Regions from separate parts of the Mus musculus genome. Here all the other regions are linked to region 1. A link is a loop called in an ENCODE intact Hi-C map of the cell type or tissue named here. Cell type or tissue: heart. All regions are shown on one strand. Each heading gives the region's core, and the rest is flanking DNA. Links, peaks and the distances in the headings are about the cores only.

What was found. Peaks named below come from ENCODE experiments on the same cell type or tissue, not always from the same donor. Only the 100,000 strongest peaks of a DNase experiment are listed, where the experiment ranks them.
Region 2: it touches region 1 in a loop (4-fold over the local background); 7 of 42 quality-filtered maps call a loop at or near these places.
Region 3: it touches region 1 in a loop (2.2-fold over the local background); 4 of 42 quality-filtered maps call a loop at or near these places.

Annotation. Positions count from the first base shown.
Region 1 is chr4:148,738,534-148,746,231 of GRCm38, reverse strand. Gm32897 (a long non-coding RNA gene) reads left to right here. Exons shown (of 3, transcript XR_390956.2): 3 at 1,031-1,329. Among named protein-coding and RNA genes, the nearest start is that of Gm32897, 5.0 kb to the left of the region's middle. In heart, for the core only: a CTCF peak has its summit at 3,422 (motif pointing left); a DNase peak (open chromatin) is centred at 3,421; H3K4me3 peaks cover 1,316 bases; H3K27ac peaks cover 2,327 bases; H3K27me3 peaks cover 747 bases.
Region 2 is chr4:149,044,175-149,051,872 of GRCm38, reverse strand. All of the region lies in intron 2 of Pex14 (peroxisomal biogenesis factor 14), which reads left to right. Among named protein-coding and RNA genes, the nearest start is that of Gm42351, 37 kb to the right of the region's middle. In heart, for the core only: a CTCF peak has its summit at 4,259; DNase peaks (open chromatin) are centred at 2,388, 2,832 and 4,332; H3K4me3 peaks cover 1,302 bases; H3K27ac peaks cover 3,909 bases.
Region 3 is chr4:148,955,833-148,963,530 of GRCm38, reverse strand. Pex14 (peroxisomal biogenesis factor 14) reads left to right here. Exons shown (of 9, transcript NM_019781.3): 8 at 1-89; 9 at 1,737-2,996. The coding sequence ends at 2,190. Gm17029 (a long non-coding RNA gene) reads right to left here and starts at 3,367. Exons shown (of 3, transcript XR_003955167.1): 1 at 3,109-3,367. In heart, for the core only: a CTCF peak has its summit at 3,381; a DNase peak (open chromatin) is centred at 3,310; H3K4me3 peaks cover 1,447 bases; H3K27ac peaks cover 4,498 bases.

The sequences.
Region 1 (7,698 bases), core at 1,210-6,209:
TTTTTTTTTTAATGGCTCTGAAATGCTATTTCCAGCAGCTGCTGTCATATAAATATCTCTTGTTTTTCTTCTCCTCTTTCCCTCCTGGTGAAAAGGGCAGGGGACCTATTGAAAATTCCGCTTTATCTCTTTCAGCCGGGTTCAAGTACAGGTCGAATAATCGATCCCCTCTCCTTTTCTTTTTTTGAGTTTCCTGTCGTTCTTTTTGGCCAGATCAGCAGCAGAGGGGAAATTGGGAGGGTGGCTCGCTTTCTGTAGTCAGTCCTACGGTCTCCCTATGGCTGCGTTTGCGGTTACGTGCTGGTGCGTGTGAGCTGCCGTGTCTGTGTGTGTGTGTGTGTGTGTGTGTGTGTGTGTGTGTGTGTGTGCTGCCTTATGCACCTGACAACATGCATTCTTTCCAGCCGGATCTCTCACCCAGAACTCAAGGGAGGAAGACTCAAAAAAAATAAAAAGAAATAAAAAATCTGCAAAAGATAACAAGTTAGGAGTGAAATGGGCACTGTTAACATTCGCAAAGCTCCCGGACACAGCCTGTGTGGCTAAGACTGGGGAGAGTCTTCCAAGGAACACATTGTCCCCAAAGATGCTGGACTATATATATTAAATTACATATTTAAAAAATTATGTGTGTGCACACTTGGGTGACATCACATGCCTGTGACCATAGGGCAACTTTACGAAGTCAGTTCTTTCCCTCAACCTTCATGTGGGTTCTGGGGAATCGAACTCACACTGTCAGGCTTGTGTGGCCAGCACTTTATCTGCTGAGAGACATCTTGCTGGTCCCCATTAATTATTTTTTAATACAACTTGAAAAAAGGAAAAAAAAATAGGAGAAGACCCTGGGAGTGAAAAAAAAGAAAGAAAGACAAGAGGAGGCGGGGGTGGGGGGAGCGAAAGAAAAGAGAGATGGAACCGTTAATCTGCCTAGATTTTCCACTTCACAGAGTAATCAGTTTGGAAGTGACTGAAATAAAGTGGAGTGTTCTCCAACCTCCTCCCTCCACTCCACATTTCTTATTTACAGAAAAACCAGGAGCTGGAAGCAATCCCCCTGCCCCACAGATTGCCCCCATGTCCGCTTCTGAAGGGACCAAGAACCACAGACCTCCTCTTCAGAGGCCTGCTGCCTGGACACCCGTGTGGCATCCGCCCTGAGCTGGAGGTGCAAAGCCAAGATGATTTAATTTATAGAAAGGACAAAGATGTCGTGTAGCAGATTTAATCATCGGAGAGTTTAAAAAAAAAATAAGGACTGGGCTAATGTCGTAATTTACATTTCAGGATAATAAAGAGGGAAAGGCAGAAAAGGAAGAGACCCATAGCCTGCTAAAGGGGATGGAGAGGGGAGGCTGGCCAGGGGGTTCTGCGAGCCCAATAGATTTGCCTGGAACACCAATAAATTTTAAAACAAACCCAGAAAGCTAAAGACAGCCCCTGGAAAGTGCTGGAAAATGAACCATCGATTTTAGACTTCATCTGCATTTTGTATTTTAATAATGCTCTCTCTGTCTTTCCTTTTCTCCCTCTCTCCCTCTCTCCCTCTCTCTCTCTCCCTCTCTCTCTCTCTCTCTCTCTTTTGCAAAATATAAAAGCTGCTCTGATAAATATTAATTTGAACCATCATAATGTATTTGAAAATTCCAGCTAAAATGTCACCACATGGAACATTAATGTAATATTTCAAGGCCCTGAGAGCAATACTCATATTGATTGCATTTATTTCACTCTAGGGAGGAGAGATAATTCTTCAATGTGGGACACATCTGGGAGCCAAGGAGGCAGAGGCTGAGGGGAGAAACGCGAAATTATATATGGTCATAAAAAATACAAAACAGAAAATCCTCCTCAAACTCTCCTCTTCAGCCTAGCCCCACCCCAAACTTGCCATTTACATCCCCCAGCATGCCCCGGGGCAGTGCAAGGACTGCTACCCGTGAGCCTTTGGGGCAGAGGTCGCAGGACAAAAGCTGAGCGACCTCTGCTCAGGTGCCACCATCACATAGGCCCTGCCTCCAGGAGGCCAGCGGCATCTCAAGGGGTCTGGAGGGACAGAGGAGTCAGAGTCTAGCTGGGGTCTGAAGCTGCAGGGTGTGAGTTAGCGTGTGTACAGTTGCTGTGGGGACTGGGGAAGGAGAAAGAAAGGAGTCAGAGGAGAGGAGAGGAGAGGAGAGGAGAGGAGAGGAGAGGAGAGGAGAGGAGAGGAGAGGAGAGGAGAGGAGAGGAGAGGAGAGGAGAGGAGAGGAGAGGAGAGGAGAGGAGAGGAGAGGAGAGGAGAGGAGAGGAGAGGAGAGGAGAGGAGAGGAGAGGAGAGAGAAGGCAAGCAAGACATCAGGACTAGACAGAGGGCCAAAAGAGAAAGGAGAGGAAGGACAGACAGGAGACAGAGGGGGACAGATAGGAGAGAGAAGGCACAGAAGAGGAAGAAGATGGGCCCAGAGGGGAGAGCAGGGGAGGGGGAGGCGGAGTGGGGGCACCGGTCTGGAGTCCCAGCTCCTTTCCCTGTCATTAAGGGTATTGACGTGCTCAGGCGTCAACGAGTCTTTGTACAAGTGAAAGGAAACCTGATGCTGCTGGTGACCCTGAGCCCACGCCCTCCGTGTCTCCCTCCCAACTCCTCTCCTGGAGCAGAGTAAGAGGTGGGAGCTTTGAGAGCTGAGATGACTCGGGCTCCTGCCATCCCGGGTTGATCCCAGAGGGTGGCTAGGCAGGGACCCCATAGTTTGGATTCGTGCCCCCATCCAGGTCTCATCAAAACCCTCCTGACTTCTTGGGTGACTGAGGGTGAGAGGAGCTGATTTCCGTGAGGCCTTGAGGGAGACAGGGAGAAAGGCCAGAGGTTGGAATGTTCAAAGTCAGGTTCATCTTTGCACACTGTCACCGCCTCTCAGAAGCTCTCTCCCGGTCCACCATGCCCGTGGCGCTCGCTTATACAGTGCACGCTTACCTGGGACTATCTGAATTATCTGCTTGCTTTTAAATGTGTCTCCCTGACCACTTGGAGATGAAGTTTTGAAAGGACAGGGACCAGGCCTACCTTATTCACCATCGCGTCCCCTACACCTCGCCCGCCCCGGCCAGATGTTCCCTAGTGCTGGCTGACTTGATGGAAGGAAAAGAGGATGCCTGGACGTACAGACGGATGCTGCAGGCTCTGCCCTCACCCTGAACCAGCCCCTCCTCGCCCCCATCCGGGACCGCTCCCCGCCCGCGCCCGCGCCCCCGCCGCCGCCTGAGGCTGCGCCCCCCGCCTCCCCGCAGCCGTCATTCGCGAAGCTGCCACAATATTGTGAAGGCTCCGCGCTCCCGCTCCTCCGCGCAGCCCGCAGCCCGCGCGGGGGAAGGCGAGCGACGCGGGCTGCCGATGAATAATGCATGACTAAGGCGCCCCCTACCGGCGGTCGCGGGCAGCGCGCGACCCGGCCCAAACGGGCCCCCACGCAGCAGATCCTGCAGCCCGGAAACTTCGCGCCCCACGCACACCCTCCTCGCTCCAGAAACCCCAAGACTGATCAGGAAGCGAGGCTACCAGAATCGGGGAACATGCCAAGCGTGAGATCCATGTGTGCGGTGGGGCAGAATGGGGAAGCCTGGCACCTCCAGGGCCTCTGAACCTGGGCTTGGGCTAAGCCTGCAGTGCAGCCTCCAGGAAGGGCAAGCCTGGACAACGCAGGGTCTTAATTCAAAGGAGTGCAAGCAGTTTCACAAGTACTTCCAAGTTGCTGTGGAATATTTATAAGTCTGAGGTGTGGGGGAGGGGTGGAGCACAGTACAATAATATATAGGCATGAAAATGTCATAATGAAATCCAATCCTTTGAAGAGTAAAAAATACAAAGGTTTTTTGTTGTTGTTGTTGTTGTTGTTGTTAAGAAGATGCAGCTGGGTGTGCATTTGGAGGCAGAGAAGGAGGATCTCATGAATTCGAGGTCTACCTGGTCTACATCGTTGAAACCCTACCTCTCCTTGCAAAGGGGATGGGGAGATGCTCTGAAGAGATAGGTGGCTCAGGGTTAAGAACACTCGCTGCTCTTACAGAGGACCTGGGTTAGACTCACAGCACCCACAGCTCATAACCATTTGTAACTGCAGTTCCAGAGATCCTATGCCCTCTTCTGGCCTCCTCAGGCATCAGGCATCCACGTGACATACACACTAATACGCAGGCAAAACACTCATATACATACAATAAAAATAAATAAATAAAAATCACCCTTTGGAGGATGATGATCAAGAGAAAGTCCCTTTCCCCTAGCATATGTTGCAACATGCCTGTTATCCCTAGGACCCCTGGTGTGGTCACTTGCTCTCTGGGCTGGCCACCATCTCCTAACAGGAAGGTACTTAAGGAAGCCAAGTGCCCATGTGTCCCTTACAGCCGCCCTCACATCCCTGTGGCCTTTCTTTTTTTTTTTAAAGATTTTATTTATTTATTTATTTATTTATTTATTATATTTAAGTACACTGTAGCTGTCTTCAGACACCTCAGGAAGGGGCATCAGATCTCATTATGGATGTTTGTGAGCCACCATGTGGTTGCTGAGATTTGAACTCAGGACCTTTGGAAGAGCAGTCAATGCTCTTAACCACTGAGCCATTTCTCCACCACCACCACCACCACCACCCCCCACCACCCCACCCCCGCTGTGGCCTTTCTATTGACAGTTCATCTACTCCAATTACTGTCGCTTTCGCCTGATCCAAGGCCCAACCTTAGTAACCTAGAAGGAAGGGGTGACATAGTGGTTGGGAGCATGGATCTAAGTGGGTGGCTGGGTGCTATGTTGACCTGGGACACATAGTCTCAGCGACTCTGCAAATCAGAACCATAAGCAGATGAGAGACTTGAGGCACAGAAAGGCAGACTCCCCGGCTCCATACCACACTGCTCAGGTGTGAACGGAGCTTCACTCTCCCCTCAGCCTGAAGCTGGGATGAGCAGAGACACTTGGGGCAGAACAGAACTCCACTCTTCTACCCAGACAGTCTGTGTCCTAGAACCACTCGCCAAGAGGTCAGCCAGCTTGGAGCCTCTCTGCAAGCCCTTCGAGGCTGAGGGAACGTGGGTTGCAAACACTGTTGCTTTGGGGTAGGGGGTGGGGGGAGACAGCCAGACTGATGACGGCAAGTGTGCAAATGGGACCCACAGGAAACACACACAGGGTCCCAAATTACCTCTCAAGGAACGACGGCCAGCTCGATGATAACGTGTGACAACCATTTAGAAACCTTGGACTTAGAATCTTTCAGGTGTGGCCTGGATTACACGCTTGCTTCTGCTCTGCTCGGTTGCCTCATCTGAGATGTTGACGGGAATGAAAAAGCAGGGTGTTGAGGGCCACAGGGGCCTCAGGTGGGCTGTGCAGTGACTCCGGGCTCTGCTGAGATAATTCTTGCCCAGGTTTACAGACAACTTGCTTTCCAGAATACAGTAACTTTCCCTGCCCACCCACCACCACCACCCCGAAACAAACCAACAAACAGGGTTTCTCTGTAGTCCTGGCTGCCCTGAAACTTGCTCTGTAGACTAGGCTGGCCTGGAACTCAGAGATATGCCTGCCTCTGCCTTCCAAATGCTACCCCCACCCCAGAGCAACTATGTTTGCAATCCAAGTTCTCTCAACCTCATAGGGCTCGCAGAGAGGCACCAGGCTAACTGGCCTCCTGGAGAGGGTTCTGAGACACAAAGGTGTGTGTCTGGCTTTTTTTTTTTTTTTAGTAACTTTATTTTTTTTCAGGTTTGGAGTTTTCCCGAAAGCAATCTAAAGATTTGGGGGTATTTCACTTGAGCGAGACCCCAAGGGAAGCAATGAGAGCGTTGGGCAGCAAAAGCATTGAGTGTCAGTGAAGAGGTCTGGGAATCTCTAGGGACCTCCAGGGACCCGCAGAGCACACACCCACGTTGTCCCTGGAACAGCTGGATATCTGCCCACCACTGTCCCTGGGCCACTGGTGGGAGATCACAGGGGGTGAGCTCGTCGCTGCGGGTACAGGAATGTCCTTTGGGAGCAGGAGTCGGAGTGATTCGTATAACATTCGCTCTGGAGCAAGGCAAAAGGACACAGCAAAGCTCGAAGCCCACTGTGGTCCCTGACTCCTGTTGGCTGCCTGGTCATCAGCCCGGTCCACTCTGGGGCCATAAACAGGCTCTGCAGCCAGCTCTGAAAAAAAAAGGAGGAGACTGCTCGTTTACATAGGACTCAGTTCAGGAGGGGGGCCAGAGAGGCAGCACATCCATCAGGAGACTGTGGGTTGAACAGCCTTCCTGAAGGAAACCCCCCCTTGCACTGTCCCCACTCCCCCAAAGCTCCTTCTGGTTAGAATACCAATGTCAAATTGCTGGGGCCAGAGCAAAGCATCCCTGTGTCCTCCAGTCAACCAGAACTCCAGGCTAGACTTCACTGTGAACCTGCTGCCCCCCACAGATACTCTCTTGGAGGAGGGACAAGGCAGGGAAAGCTCTGTTCTTGTTCTAGGATCTGAGTGCCTGTCCAGGCTCGCCAAAGAGCTTCCCAATCGTGTTGGGGTTTGTTTACACTGTGGACAGGGTCCCACTCAGACCCCACAATGCAAATATCCACCCAAGGATTCCAACTTCCCCATCTTTCCCTTCCCTCCTTCCTTCCTTCTTGCCTTCCTTCCTTAGACAAGGCAACCGTGTAACCCACGCTAGCCTACAATTCTTTAAATAGCTGGTGAAGACTTTGAACTTCTGATCCTCCTGCCGCCACCTCCCAAGTGCTGAGATTACAGGGGAACACCACCAGGGCTGAGAACCAAACCGGGAGCTTCAGGCTTCCTGGCAGGCGCTGCTACCAAAGGAGCTACATCCCTAAACCCCACCACCACCACCACCACCAGCAGCGTCTGGATTCCTAAAACAAGTACCTGGGCCTCTTCATTCAGCCAGTGCCTAGGGTCCCTCCCCCGTGCTAAACTAGTGGCCACAAGGTCAGGCCAAAGACATCCTGTGTCTGTAAGCGGGCGCCGGAGGACATCTCTGCTAGCTATTGAGCTTCCCTGCAGAGCCCTTCCTTAATCCTCCCTCCCATCTGGGACCCAGGGAGCCAGAGCCCCACCCAGGGGAAGAGGAGACATGCTCTCTGGGGACCAGCCTCCAGGAGCTGCATGCACTCTGAGATCCTGAGGGGAAGAGAATGGGGTCCCCACCCCCTAAACAACCAACCCAATCCGTGACCTCCCGCTCATTCATATGCATGGATCAAATTTGGGAAATGCAATTAATTACCTGTTGTTGTGTCTGCTTTAATTATTATCATGTTTCCTATGCACTTTACACAACAGAATAAACAGTTGGGGGAAACAGGTTCACAGTGGGGACCAGGGCTCAGAAGAAACTGTCCTGTCTCTAGCCCCTTCTACTTGGCATTCATAATCACACCCATTCATTCTTTCCCTTCCTGGTTCATTCATTCTTTTGTCCAGTCAGTCAGTCATTGATTCATTCACTTGCCCCCCTCATTCATCCTGATATTCATTCGTTCATTCACTCACTCACTCACCCGGGAATGTTTATTAGCATACGAATGTGACAGTCTCCAGGACAGGTGCCAGGAAGTAGCAGTAAACAAAACAACAGGTCTCTGTCTTGAAAAGCTGGTAGGAGGAAACAAACAGCTCAGGTGTAAAGGTTACAAACAAAGGTAGGGTAGTCAGGGAGGGCTTCTTGTAGGAA
Region 2 (7,698 bases), core at 1,507-6,506, 310 kb before region 1:
TTTGTGGATCTTTTTTTAAATTATTTTTCTTTCCCAGCAAGGTCTTACTGTGTAGCTCTGGCTGCTCTGGAGCTTACACAGATGTGCCTACCTCTTCCCTCCCAAGTTCTGGGACTAAAGGCTGGTGCCACCACACACTACTGTTGCCACCTCTCCCTCAGCCACTGCTCCTCCTCTTCTCCCTCCCTCCCCCTTCCCCTCCCCTTCCCCCTTCCCATATGTGTATATCTCTTAATAGCGGGAGTTGTTTTTGTTTTGTTTTTAAGATTTATTTATTTTATGTATGTAAGTACACTGTAGCTGTCTTCAGACACACCAGAAGAGGGCATCAGATCCCATTAAGATGGTTGTGAGCCATCATGTGGTTGCTGGGAATTGAACTCAGGACCTCTGGTAGAGCGATCGGTAGTATAGCTGGAGTTGTTAATAACAGCAGTGTTGAAGATCTCTAGTGAGAGGTTGCTGGACCGGTTCAAGCCCTGAGAACTGTTACCCTGTGTGATGGACTTCCTTGCTGAGCTTAAGATTTCTAAATTGAAGTTTATTAGAAAATCTGCTTGAGGTGTTATGTGTGTGTGTGAGTGTATGTGTGTTGTTTTGTTTTAAATAGTTTGCACCTTCATAGTAAAAAGGGCCCCTGGCACAGGTCAGACAGTGGGTGTGAGAACCACGTGTGCCTTCCTTACTTCAGTACCTTTAACTTGCGAACATCAGAGGTCCCTCTGTGTTGGACAGTTTGGATGGGACACTTAGGAAGTTGTCTACAGACATGGGACTTGTGTTAGGGACTGTATTATTAGCATGTATGACCTGGCCATGAACTTGTTTCATGGGATATGTGGGACATCTGATGTCTGCTGCCCCATCCCGGCAGAGAGAGTCGGTTCCAATAGAGAACCCATTTCTGCCTGCTGTCTTGGCCTGGGTGTGCTGAGGGAACAATTCCCTCCCAGAGGAGCTGCTCACAGCTCGCCATCCGAGTAGTGCATTTCCAATTCCTATGTTGTACTCTGGTTTGAAAATCCTCGAGCCGGCCAGCATTCTCTGCCGTGAACCACACTCTGCGTGCAGAGTCACACTGCTGCTTTACTCTGCAGAGGGCCAGGAAGTGCTCTAGAGCGACAGCAGGAGTCAGGACTTGGTTGTCTGGTGTCGGCCACAGGTCTGCTGCTTGGTGGAGCTGCAGGTGATCTTTAGCTGTCCAAATCTGCCATTTCTAACTTTTGCTATCTTTAATTAACTAATTAATTTTCTTTAACATGTATGAGTGTTTTGTCTGCATGTTTGTCTATGTACTACTTGTGTGCCTGGTGCCTGCAGATGCCAAAAGAGGGTTGGATCCCCCAGGAATTGGAGTTATAGACAGTTGTGAGCCTATCTATGAGTGCTGGGAATGGAATCCAGTCCTCTTAACTGCTGAGCCATCCATCCATCTCTCTAGCCCCAGATTCTTGGAACTTAAGCTATTTGTAGGCTGTGGCAGCTCCTTTCTGTATTCAAACCTTAGTTGTCGATGCTTTAGTCCCTTTCCCCCTTAGCTATCTGTCCGAGGTACCAGTTAATGACTCCTCAGAAGGTTTTAGCTTATACAGATATTTCAGCACACTCCTGCAGTCTCAGCATCTTGGCAGGCCGAGGCAGGAGGCTATGAATTCTGAGCCTGCCAGTGCATGTAATGGAGACAACATTTCCCGATGCCGACATTCTCTCCCGTGGAACACACAAGCCCATCTTGCCCTGTGATCAGCAGGTGTCAAGCCCTCCAGAGGGAGTGCTTCACATGCCACCTGGTAGTCATTTATTTTGTGTCCAGCCCCAGTGATGACTTAATCCTTAAGGTTGCCACTTTCAGGGACACAACCTTTCTTTGTTCCTGTCACAGCTTAGTCATGCATGACAAGAGAGAACTTGGCCCAGACTTGAGAAGTGGGAGCTGCAGTAGTTCTCTATGAGCCAAGCTCTTGAGCTCCTGAGCGGAGCAGTAATTGGGAAAGCATAACATTTAGCGAGCAGCAGAGAGAAGGAACCCAGGTATCATCAGGAAGGTCCTGGGGCCGGCCTGCTGCATAGCTTTAGTGCTGGTCTCCAGCTCGCCGCTCTCCTTAGGAGCATCAGCACCGTGGACACTGAGTCATTACATTCCTTTGCAGTGATTCAACTCAGCAGCTTGACACCTTCATTAATTTTACAACACAAAGCCTGGGTGTTTTCTGCTTCCTCTTTAGCAGTGCAGGGAGTTAGAGGGGCTGCGGACAAGAGCAGCAAGGAGCTATGGAGAGATGCTGCTCTGGGCTTTGAGTGCCTTGCTCTTGTTGGTGCTTCCCGGGATCAAGTCTCCGACTCTTGCTACCACTCAGTTCTGGCGCGTAAACCTTTTATTTCTGTTCCTGGCATGCTAGCTCACCGACCTCCGGCTCAGAGCCAGCTCGTTTGCCTTCTCTGCTGAGGTCACTGCTACCGTGATCCGTGTATAATGGCATTTCCCTCCTCTTTTCAGTATGGAGGCTATTACAGTTTCCTCTCTAAACAGGACTTCAAACAATCCGCTGCCAGTCGGATTTCAAAGCCAAGGAAAAGGCAAATGTCATCCTTTTTTTCTCCCCTCTTTGGGTAACTGCTTTGTTGGCTGCATCAGAAATTAGAGGGGTTGCTGTGGAAATTCAGGTGGGGATGTGTGGGGACAAGGCATTTAAATTTGCTTTTCTTTCTGCCTAAAGGAGAAAATCCTTTTCCTTCTCAACCTTTCCTAAAAAGGAACTTTGATCTTCTCAGCCCAGAGGCCGGGGTTTTCATTTCCTCTATAGCCGGCTGGCGTGTTCCGCTCCTTCTGCAGTGAGGGCACTCAGTGGTGTGCAGCATCTGCAGCCCTGCCCCGCGGCTCGCCTGCCCCAGGCTCCAGCTGCCTCTGTGCAGTAAGTTGGCCCAGAGTCCTCTGCTGAGCAGGAAAATCTCTCCCAAGTCACCTGGTCCCTGAGACCACTGTCACTTGGTACTAAGTAGTGTGGGTGGTTTAAGATAGTTTACCGCCACATTCCTCTCTGGAAGAACTATTCCCATAAAACAACAAAACACTGGCATGTGACGGGGAGTCACTCTCGCAGTATTTTTAACTAGGGCCAAGGGGGGGGAAAATGTGAATGACAGAGAGATTTCACTTTGAAAGGTAGTTTTTGCACATGCAAAGTTGCCACTTTTCATAGAGGCTTTTACTTCATTTATCAATGTTTTAAGAGAGGCTGGGGTCAATAATGCATGCTTTAGACTCCCCTAAATACAGATTTACACAATAGCCCCTAAAATATATTATGTTGAATCACGTCAACTCCTCTCTGCTGCTGTTGCTGCTGCTGCTGCTTCTTTTTTTTTGTTTTTTGTTTTTTTGTTTTTTTTTTGTTGTTTTTTTGTTTTTGTTTTTCGAGACAATGTGTCTCTGTGTAGCCCTGGCTGTCCTGGAACTCACTCTGTAGACCAGGCTGGCCTCGAACTCAGAAATCTGTCTGCCTCCCAAGTGCTGGGATTAAAGGCATGTGCCACCACGCCCAGCTTTCCTCTGTGCTTCTACAGAGGTGTTTTATTCTTTAATGTGAAAAACAAAAGGAGCAAGGAAAAGAAAACAAAGGAAATTAGGGCTCACATGCATACATAATCACTACAGGGCTGGAACCCATCTCAGCAATAGGAAGGGCACAGTGACCACAACCAGGAGATCCCAGCTGAAAGGGAGAGCCCTTCCTTTGACTCTTTGAGCACCAGGGCACTTGATGATATCCATCCCTTCCTAAGTTCAGTTAACTGTCTTTAGTTCGTGAACTTCAGGGTTTTGTGGATAGACTTTCCTTTCTTTTATTTCCTTTTTACACGTTTAATATAAATTAAATATAAATGTGTGCACCCATGCTTGCATGTGCACGCTTGTGTGCTAATTTGTAGATAAATGGGCTAAAATGTACCTCTCGATTTTGTACCCCTTAGAGAAGGAGAAAGAATTAAAAAAAAAAGTCCTAAAACCCTGTCACTGTCATCTGTTCATTTTTAATGAGCAATTTTTTAAATAAAAGAGGAAAATGAATAGGTGTTGAACCAGCCCGTGATATGTAAATGCCAACTAGTAATTACCTAAAACCTCAATTTTCATTCTGTTTCATCTTGCAAAACATTTCATTTTCCCAGAGTGAAAACACTTAATTTGGGCTGTGTGAGTTAGCCACCTCTGTTAGCTGTGTGAGCGGCCACCTCTGGCCTGCGTCGCCACTGGCTCCTGCTAGGGGGCACTTTGGCTCTGTGCTTGGCTTCCTGACTGCATGTCCACCTCAAGGTTATTCCCCTCTTGCCATTCCAGTGGTTTTGCTCTGAGAGTGCGGTGGCGCCCCTCCCCCTCCCTCGTCTGGTTTCGGGGAGCCTGTTCCTCCTCGTCCTTGCAGCAAATCGTATTGAATTTTGGCTGACCGAGCCTTCCTCTGCATATTAACTTTCCCTCCTGTACCTGGCTGTGAGACCCTTGGCTTTTCTGCATTGAATTTCACACCCGGGGAAGCAGCTCTCTGGAAGATCCCTTTTTTCCTTTTAACTTCCCGATACATTGTTTCTATTTTTCTGTTTATTGCTGTGGTTCCTCGTGGAAATTGAAGTTCCCACACGTTGGCTCTGTTGGTGCACCTGCTGTCTGTTCCCACATTCCCTTTCTTTTGCAGGCTCACAGACTTTGCTTCTGCTTTGACTTGAGGTGTGTCATCTTTTAGATGTGTTCCTACAGTGTCTTGGAATGTGACTTGCGTTTGCCCCTGCTTCCTTCCCTTCCTAGCCTGTGTCCTAACTGAAAGAGTGAAGAATTGAGAAAGAATAGAGAGCCAAACACTGTGAACTATAGATCAGAGATGCAGAAAACCAGAATTATGTTGTCCTAGGACCCTGGATCTGAGTGTGCGTTGCCTAGAATCTCAAGGCACACAGCCTCTTTAGTGAGATATATGGCTTCATAATTAGCCCGTTGCATTTTTTCACGAGTGCTAGCATCAGCGTTCTCCGATGTGTTTCTCTGATTAACAGCTGCTTTGCAACTATTTCCTTGTGCCACGGATGACCGTATTTGTCAAGGAACTCCTGACAGAGTACTGATTTCTTACTAAAACGCAACATTTCTGCTTCACGAAGGCTCTCTCCTCAGCACTGCCCGGCTTTTAAAGTCAGCCCTTGTTAAAACTGGAGCTGGCTCTGCTCTAGCGCCTGTTACCATGATCCTGGGTGTCTGCCTTAGAGCTGGATCGAGGAGCCTTTCACAGGCAATTTAATCTTGTGAGCAGTGTGGGAGCAATGGGGCACTGGAGTGGAGTTTCAGGCCTGTGTGCTGGTCATTTCCCCCTGCCCTCTAGGTGCCATCTCTCTGGGTTAAAAAGGACGTGGCTTAAGGGTTGCTAAGGTCATTAATTTTTGAATATTTTTTAATATTTTAAGCTGGCTAATGAATGCTCACATTTTAGGAGATAGATGTGTGCGTAGTACACAGAGGTGCTGGAGTTGGTGGCATTCCAAATAAGTGTCACCAGAGAGAGTGCATCAGGGCTTACATGTCAGGTGCAGAGTGCCTGAGACTCCCTCAGTCCCTGAGTTTGTTGTTAGGCAGGCTCTGTCTCCTGTCCCCCTCACGAAGAAAATAACCTGTGTTCTGAAGATTACAGCGGATGGGTCTTTAGTGGGAGAATGGCAGACACGTAGGAAGTGTCTCCTCAGTGAAGGTTATCTGGATCCTGGCTCCTCCCCCAGGCTTTACTTACCCTGCACCCTGCTCAGAGTATCAGTATCACATAGCAGCAGCACCAGAGCGCATGGCGTGGTCACAGATCCTGGTCTCACAGACAGATCCTGCTCAGGGGGCCAGTCACCTTTAATCCAGAGGTGCTTTACAGCCTGAAACCTCCCCCACTTCCTCTCTCAGTGATTGTCACAGGCTCCACCCTAACCAAAGACTGCAGAGAGGAGAGTCTGTCTGTCTGTCTGTCCTTGTCACTTTAAAGGATAAGCAGTAAAATGACAAACTTTCCTAAAACCCTGGAGTTGGTGGGTGGCAGAGTTCCTTTGTTTTGCCTTTTGGGACAATGGGGGAAATGAGAAACTTTGCTTCTGATTGTTTTCAGAGTTCATCTTGAATTTTAAAAATCAAACTAGCTACTGCTAATTTGAGGTGCACTCATTAAGAACTCAGTCAGTCTAAGAGTTGGGGACTGGACTCCACAGCAAGCGGCCCAGCAATGGCATCAGGAGTGTTGTGCCTGGCTTCTCCGTGGCTCCCGCACTCCCACAGCATGTGCAGTAAAGTTCCCAGCTCCGTTTTACATCTTTGACATTGAGACGAAGATTTGGCCTGAATTTATGTAATTTAGTTGGGCACAAATATAACCCATGAATAGTCACATTCATCCTCTAATTAGAAAATCAAATGATAACCCAGGATAGGCCACAAACTCATTGAGTCCAACCAAAGCACGCTGTGTGTGTTGGACCTTTGAGAGGGAAGTCAGTTGAACTGTCCATGAAGTTAATGAAAAGTGCCCGACAGGAGACCCAGACTGAGCACCTGGACAGTTAGTGTAGTGGGGAAGACCTTTGCATTATGGGTAAGGAGTTTTGGGATATCTTTTACCATCAACACATGAATCACAGGGCTATAAAATTCTAGATCAGACAAAGTTCTTTACCACCCTCCCCGCCCCCACCCTGTCAGTGTGCTAGTGTTTTGTGTGTGTGTGTGGGGGGGGAGTGAAGAGTGGTTGGAGAAATAATTAGAGAAAGGAGGAGAGAGGTTTGTGTGCTCACACTTACACATAGCTGTGTAGCTGGGTATCTTATTCAGCACATTACGTTGAGGCTATTAGTTTGGGTGCTTTATATTTTTGCATCTGGTGTAGTGATATCGATGCTGTTAAATATGTGATTTGCCTGTCGCCTGCATTTTCAGACAAAGATCAAGGGGAACATAAACAAGCCTCAAAAACACTTTATGTAGGTGTTTGGCAGTATTATTTTATATGACTTGAAATTAGTGAGTGGAAACTTTAAAAGAAATTGTTCATATTTTTGCAAGTTTGAAGTGTGCCGGGACTTTGTCAAATTCCCGTTAAAATAAATACGTCAATTTCATCTCCCTTCCAAATTCATTTATCTTGCTTTTTTAAAAGGTGTTTTCTACTTTACCTGATGTTTAAATTGGATTCGCTCGTTTATGCTGTTCTTTGCTATATCCCCCACGTTTTCCTTAAATGAATTACTAATGGCAGAGCACTCCATCATCCCTCTCTGCAGCCACTTTAAGGAAAGCATGGTGATCTAAACCTTTTAACCTATTAAAGATGATTTTTCCCAATTGAATCAGACCCACCACAGGTGTAATAACTAATCATTTAAACTACACCTGCTATTATGTATTTTTAAGCCATTATGCGTGTTGGATAGATGATAATTCATGTTTATTGCATTGTCCGATGGATCCGTTTTGCCTACACTAGGCTGATTAATGTATTTAAAGAAATAAGAGATGCAATTTTTAAAAAAAAAATTGATGGAATGCGCCAAGCACTGCATTGAGTGCACCATTAAACCCATCAGAACTTTGCTCTCTGACCAGAAATGCATATACCAAGGACTGTATTAAAAGAGCAAGGTGAAACCTGGGCGTTTTAGTGGTGTGATTCCGTCTTCTCGCTC
Region 3 (7,698 bases), core at 1,507-6,506, 220 kb before region 1:
ACCACATCAACCAACTGGATCCTGGAGTCCCAGAATATTAATGAGCTCAAGTCGGAAATCAACTCCTTGAAAGGACTTCTTTTGAATCGGTAGGAAAGGAAGCTGAGAGCTCTCGCTTATTGAAGGTCAACCTGGTGGTGTAGGGGTCTTGTGGGCTGGCACAACAATCCCGGGAGGGACGGGACCCCTCACTGAGCTGGAAGATGAAGATCTTGAGGCGAACCTTAGGCACTCCTGTCTCCCCTCCTAAGGAGCCAGCGCTCCCACACCAAGGGGATAGATATCATCCATAGTATTGCATTAAAAAAAGGAAAAGAAAAAAATGTTTGTCTGAGAGGTCAGCAGTGGGGCAGAGACAGGGCCTCCAGGCAGAGAATTGTCTGGTACATGACACCTACTGTCACAGTGCACCTGGAGGTGGCCACTCTTTCCAGGCAGCCTTGTCTCAGACAACATTACACTGAGGCCTACAGGGTGTGAGAGCCGCATCAGCAGACCAGCTCTGCCTCCCCGGAAGCTTCCTGGTGCTCCCTGGAATGACAGCACAGTGTTCGTAGTGCTGACCTGGTTGAGGAGCAAGCAGACTTTAAAGCTGAAAGCGGAGTGTCCTGGAAACCTCTGTCCAGAAAGCTGGAGTGCGCAGCCAGTCGGCCTGAGTGCACGCAAGCGGGCTCTACCTGGAAGCATGAGTGTCTGCTAGGCCAGGGGCTTAGAAGCTGTGAGGCAAGGCCTCCACAGCCAAGGTGGGCTTTGTGGGAGCAGCAAGGATGGGGTACGGCATGCTCTGAGGAGCCCAGGCTGGAGGGGCACACTTCCTAAGGTGAGGGGGGGTGTCTCCACAACAGATGTGGCCAGTCAGGCAGGGCATGCAGATTGTCTGTCCTTAGAAGTCTTTGGCCTTCCAAACCTAGAAGACAGGTGCCTCTGTGGTTAGGGGACAGATGCAGGCCATCAGGTGACCCTGAAACCAAGGAAACCGCAAACTGAGCTGCTTGTGTGTGTGTGGTGCAGGCCCGGATGTGCGTGTGCCACCGGGTGGGCTCTGGGGTTGAAGGCTGACTGTGTGACCAGTGCTGGTAGGTGGCACAGCCCTGGGCAGGAACAGGACTTGTCCTCTTGGCCTTTGCAGAAACAGGACTTCATGTTATAGAGCTGCACTTCTGAGCCATGACCATGTTGACCCAACTTCCCAGGTCTGTCCTGGAATGGGCTTCAGTCTGGCTGGCTGCTGGCTGAGGGCCCAGCAGAGCTGGCTTTTGCTTGGTCAAAGTTTGGGCTCAGAGGTCTGAATGACAGTAGCCAGGGTTCCCCACTGCTGTCCTTGGCTGAGATTATGGGCACATTAGCCAGGGGCTCCCGGGTTCCCAGCCTTGGTCCTCTTTTGCCTCCTTGTCCCCATCTGGCCACAGGAGAGGAGTAGGGACAATATTGAATGTGGGTGGGGCAACTCCAGAGCGTGTTGGGCCCCCTGCTGGCAGACCAACAGTTGCCAAGGTGGGTAGGTCCTGCCCTGGGGTGGGCGAGGCTGCGTTAGGGCATCGGGCAGCACTGAACACTTCTGGTAGACACACTAGCTTGGCTGATGGGGCCTCCAGTGGGCCCTGCCTCGTGACCCTGGAGAAACTGCTGCCATCGCTTGAGTGTTCAGGGATCAGGGACCAAGGGGATGTGTGGCACTGGAGCCAGGTGCTGTCACCAACCTCTACCTGCTTTTCTTTTTCCTTGTCCACTGCTAGGAGACAGTTCCCTCCTTCCCCGTCGGCCCCGAAGATCCCCTCCTGGCAGATCCCAGTGAAGTCTTCATCACCCTCCAGCCCTGCGGCTGTCAACCACCACAGCAGCAGTGACATCTCCCCTGTCAGCAACGAGTCTACGTCATCCTCTCCTGGGAAGGACAGCCACAGCCCGGAGGGCTCCACGGCCACATACCACCTGCTGGGTCCCCAGGAAGAGGGTGAAGGGGTGCTAGATGTCAAGGGCCAGGTGAGGATGGAGGTGCAGGGTGAGGAGGAGAAGAGGGAGGACAAGGAGGATGAGGACGATGAGGATGATGACGTCAGCCATGTGGATGAGGAGGACGTCCTTGGGGTGCAGAGGGAGGACCGACGGGGCGGCGATGGGCAGATCAATGAGCAGGTAGAGAAGCTGCGGCGGCCGGAAGGTGCCAGCAATGAGACTGAGCGAGACTAGGGCTGGCACTTGGCTGCCCGCCTTCCCAGTGCCCCGGGACATCAGAGGCAGGTGGGCAAGGGCTGCGGCTCTGCCTCCACGACTGGGCGGAAGCCCAGGTAGGGGTGGGGCTGCCCTTCAGCGCAGCAGTGTGGGCTGCATTTCTGTTCACCAGCCTCCCAAACACGGCCCAGCCCCAGCCAGCCCCAGCCAGCCCCAGCGGCTCTGGCTGTCCACAAGCCAGGCAGAGAACTCAGGAGCTCTGCACTCAACGCCCCTGCTGCCTCGCCCCCTCCCTGACAGGTGTCTTGTCAAGGTGTATCCTCCGAGTATCTTGACCACCTGGCACCATGCATGGCCAGAGCTCATGTCATCTCCTGCCTCTGTCACCTCAGTGCAGGGAAACTATGGCCCCTGTGGTCTTGCTGTCTCTCCCACTGTGCCCTGGCCTGGCTTGTGGCTTCTTCTTTGCCTGTTCCAAAAGCCAGGGCCCTGGGCCTGCTCTTCATCTTGCGGGCCTCCTAGGACCCAGCCTTCCAAAGTCCTGGCTGACAGATGCTGCTCTTGGGCACCTGTCCCCACCCCACCTGCCCTGCTGTCCTCTGTATCACACAAGACGTCTCGCTTGCTGTGTCGTGGTTTAGCTCCTCGGTGGTGAGGCGTGCTTCTCCCTCCTGGTGGAGCCAGGCAGCAGGGCCTTCCTGACCAACAGCCATGTCTGACCTTCCCACTGAGAAACACATGTTCATTTATGTGATCATGTATAGATTTCAGAATATAAGATATGACTGTACATAATTGTAATAAATACGAGTTGCCATATTTAATTCCTGGCTCTGACCTCGTCTGCTAGCCCGTGCCTCGGAGGTGGGTCTCAGCTAAAGCTCCACCAGGTAACTACCAGAGCTGGGCCCTGAGGGACCTGTCGGAGGCACTCACCTACAACTGGAGGGGCTCCTTCCTCGCGCTGGTGTCTGTGGAGGGCGACATTCCCCCGAGAGCAGGAGGGAAGGGACTCGTTACTGTATATAGACCTGGTGCTGCAGGATGAGCTGCCTTCCTTAAATGGATGCACATTCCCCAGGAGCCTGTCTACTCTGCCGAGTCGCTCAAGCCCGCCCTGTCTCCCTTTAACCTTCACAGCGTGCTGAGCTGTGACCAGAAAGCTGGGGGGCAGGAGGAGTGCCTTCCAAGGGACAGTCTCTACTCTGTCCACCAGGGCTGGCCATGCCTGGAGCCATGGAGTTTCCGGTCATGCGCCTCATGCGGATGGGGGCCTGGGAAGTGGAGAGTGCCTGGTAGAGGCCACTGCTGCCCCTCCAGAGGCTCCAATGGCCTCTGCCTCTCACTGTCTGGGAAAGGAGGGGAGACCTACACACCAGCATGGCTGAGGGGGTGACCGTGGGCCGCTTTGTCCCAGAAGATATCTTCCCCCCACACACCCCCCTTTCTCTGTCTCAGGTCTTCCTGTATCATCTCCCATGAATCCTAGGTCTGCATCTCTAGCCTCCTCGTCCTAGAGAGAGGCAGCACCCTGACAGGCGCTTCCCTGCCATCATTCTTTTTCCTGTCCCTGCCCCCTGACGTCCCCAAGGAAACCATGTTTCCTCACTCCTGGAATGACCAGCCTACATGGCTGGGAGACCTTGCTCCCCCAGGAACCTCAAGGAGTCCCAGTGTCAGGCAGGGTGTAGACCTGAGCCATCAGAGGGCCGGACCGTGCCCTCTAGTGAGTGGATCACCAGGGAACACTGTTGCTACCGTCTTTGGTACGGTAACCATCTGTACTGCTGTAACTTCTGAGGTCCCTTCTAAAAAGAACCAGAAAAGTCTAGAGGGCCAGAGACCCTGGGGCAGAAATGAAGCCAGAGTGGGGTCTGGGGCAGCGAGTGCTAAGTGCTGTCATGTTGTGCTTCTTAGGGACATAGGAGCTGGGCCTGGAGGAGGTCTGTGCCCCTGAGCCTTCCCCACCTGGGCGTTACCAGCTTGGAAGGTTCTGGGCTCAAGCTCAGAAGAGAAGGGACAGAAACCTGAGTTCAGCTTTTGAGGACGGACTCTGGCTTGACTTCAGGGAAAGGAAAGCCCCTCCCCAAAACTGCGTGAGGGCTGCCTAATAAAGTCGGCTGCTGGACGGGGGAAACAGCCCTTTGAAAAAAAAGCCTTTCATTAGAAAAATAATGCATTTCATCCAAATAAGGTAAAAATATTTGGAATGGGGCAGAAGTGAGCAGCAGGCAGCGCCCGCCCGTCAGGCCCTTTCTGGAAGGGAGTGCACTATCAAACTCAATTACGATGTCTTTTTATAAAGTGTCGTTTGGGAGACGATGAACCCCAGTGTTTGGAGGCCATGCCCAGCTGTCTTGACCCCCCTGTATGAGCTCTCCTCAGACTCAGGCCTCCCCCAGAACCGGGTGACTCATTGGAACTACCTTGGGCAGGGCAGAAAGGCCAGATTGGGGGGTGCCACCCAAAGAGGAAGCAGTGCGGGGTTTGAGGACATCTGGAGCTTGTGTGGAGCCTGCTTTGGGCTTCGTGGGTACTGTTGGTAGGGAAAAGGGTTGCCCAGGGACTGCTAAGTTTGTGTCTCAACTATCAGGCTTCTCTGTTGTATGTGTGCATAGGTACATATATTTAGGAAAAACTTGTGACTTGGGAGGGAAGAGAGGGACCTTCTGCCCGGACGACTGAGTTAAGACTCGTTTAGTGATGTGTCTCGCTCGCTCATCTTGTATACAGTGCAACCCTCCTGGTGCTGACTAACTTGCCCATTGATAGAAGAACAGCCTCTGGCTGTCCTCTGGGGTCCTCATACCCTCTACTTACTCTGGGACCCAACCAGACTTGAGAAGACACTGGCTCGGAGCCCAGGGAAGGAAGAGACAGACAGACTGTATAGTCACCTCAGGAGCATGCTGAGTTCAGGGTTGCTTCATGCCTGTGCTACTGCACACATTACATACGGCCATGGAGGCGGGCTGTTTCTACAGCCCTGCCTGCACAGCTCAGCCCCAGAGCATAACCCTAAGACTCTTCATCAAAATGAGTCTGAGAGCTCAGCCTGCATTGTGGGGGACTTACCTGTATGATGACCAAATCTTCAGTTTGCTTTCATTGGAGGCTTTAAGGTTGGTGTCCTCCCATAAGAGGTTAAGATCCCTAGAGCTGCCTCTGGCTGTGTGGTGAGACCTGGAAAGACTTTAAAGGGCTAGGGATGTTGAGTCCGGTAGCATGGTCCAGCTGCCTGAGGGGCCACCACAGCAAGGACTGTTGGAGCCAGCTCTAGAGAGACCCTTAAAGGATAAAGAGAAGCTGGGCAGTGGTGGTGCACGCCTTTAATCCCAGCACTTGGGAGGCTGAGGCCAGCCTGGTCTACAGAGTGAGTTCCGGGACAGCCAGGGCTACACAGAGAAACCCTGTCTCGAAAAACAAAAGGATATAGAGAAGAAAGCCCACATAAACAGAGCAGTGGACGTGGCTTTCTGTGCAGCCGCTCCTTGACGTACAGCCAGCGAGCCCACCCTACATTGAAAAGTTAAGCAGGGAATTCATAGAACACACTAGTGTCCATCCCCACCCCCACTGCGACCTGGCACACTGGCACGGGGCTGTTGCCCTTGCCGTGGCTTGGTGGCTGCTTCTGGTTAAACTGTGCTTTGCTCTCTATGTGTGTGCATGCCCACGAAGGTGCACACAGAGGCCAAAGACAGCCTCCGGGCTCATCCTCAGGGGTACTGTCCGCCTCCTCTGAGACATCTCTCCTTGGCCTGCAGCTCACCGGCTGGCCACCAGCCCTAGCAGTCAGCAGTTTCTGCCTCCCCAGCCCTGGGTTACAGGTGTGTGACACCAAGCCCAGCATTTGTATGCAGGTTCTGTTGATCAGACTCGGGTCTTTGTACTTGCAGCGGAGGTGCTTTAGCAGCCAAGATATTCCTCTGGCCTCCATACACCCTAACTAAAGCTACTGTAACTTGGGTGTGTATGTGGCTTGACGCCTGGCTAACCTGTAGCCCTGACTGTGGCATCCTCTCCAGGGCTCTTGGCAAGGGACCTGTATAGATTCAGGGTAGAGCAGTTGGCCTCTAAAGGCTCAGGCAAAGCTAAAAGCTGCAAGTTTTGAGGCAGGCAGGTTTGGCGGAGGAGTGTGTGTGTGTGTGTGTGGGGGGGGGTGGTCTCCTTTTAGTCATGTGATTCCCACTGAGGCCAAGCAGCTGCCCTCCACCCCGTGGAAGTCCTGTTCTTTCAGCTTGGCCCCAGGTTGGGACAGCACTTGCCAGAAAGGATGGCGTAGGGGCCCCCCTTCTGCAGGGTCTTCAGATCCCAGCATCCTGGGGGCCTTGCTTCTTGGAGACCCGACCTGTCCTTAGCAGGATGTTTGTCCCTGTGTCCTGGCTCTAGGCCAAAGCCACCTGTGGAGCTGGAGCCACCTCTCATGACAGTGAATAGACACTGGATAGGGCACTGTCTTAGTACTGTGTATTCCCCACCACCATCCTGAGCTGGAGACAGGCTCTGCTCCATTACTAGAACACCCTAGCCAGTGCTGTCTGGGAAAGAGTCTGGCCGCTGAGATCAGTGGCGAGCCTGCACAGCTGCTTCCAGCTCATTCCTCCATGCTACAAAACCCTTGAATTTGCCCCAGTTTGGGTGTTGAAATGTCACACCACCACAGCTAATTAAAACCCAGAACAAAAACATGTTTTACAGCATTCTGAGTCCAGTACAGGGAATATCACGAAGCCCGGGTCTTGGGGTGGAGTGCCACCCACAACAGCTAGCTCCCTCCTAGGTCTAGGGGCAGGGGTGGAACACCATCCAACTAGGCTCATGTACCTGAAGCAGGGGTGTGTGCCCTTCTTGGCCCTTCAGGGGCAGCAATCCATCTCTGGAGCGATACCTAGTACCTGCCCCTGGACACTCTGCAGGTTGCTGGGAAGTAGGTCCCACCATCCCCTGGATGTGAGTCCGCCAAGGTCTAGCCAGGCCCAGAAAGCTTAGGGACAGGAGATGTGAGGATATTTGGGGAGGTCCATCAAGACTAGTAAACTGCCTAAGTACCCCCTCCCTTGGGCCTCATGAGTCTACCCCCAAAACTGCCTCCACTCCTCAAGTCCCACCCTGGTGACTACTGTGCCGGGGGGGAGCTCCGTGGCCACACCACCCACCAGTCTATCACCAGCTGAGCTTGGGACTTGGCTCCCTGCCTCCCCTCAGGCCCCACGGGAGGCCACACAGCCCACCAGGGCCTCTGAAGCTCCAATAAAGGCTTTAATTTGTTGAACTTGTGTTTTATCCCATAAATTAGTCACTGTTTTATTTAACAGAATCAAGATATCCACAAACAACAGGCGAGTTCCAACTTGAACATTTTAATAAGACCAAAAAAAGTCTCTATTTTCATGTCTGTTAGAAACATATTTATGTAAATAGCTTGTGGGCTGAGTTCCAGGAGCAAAGCAGAGAGGGAAGGGTGCTCTGAGCTGGGCTGGAGGAGAGCCTCTCTGGTGGGAGCGCCCAGCCTGGCATCAGCGG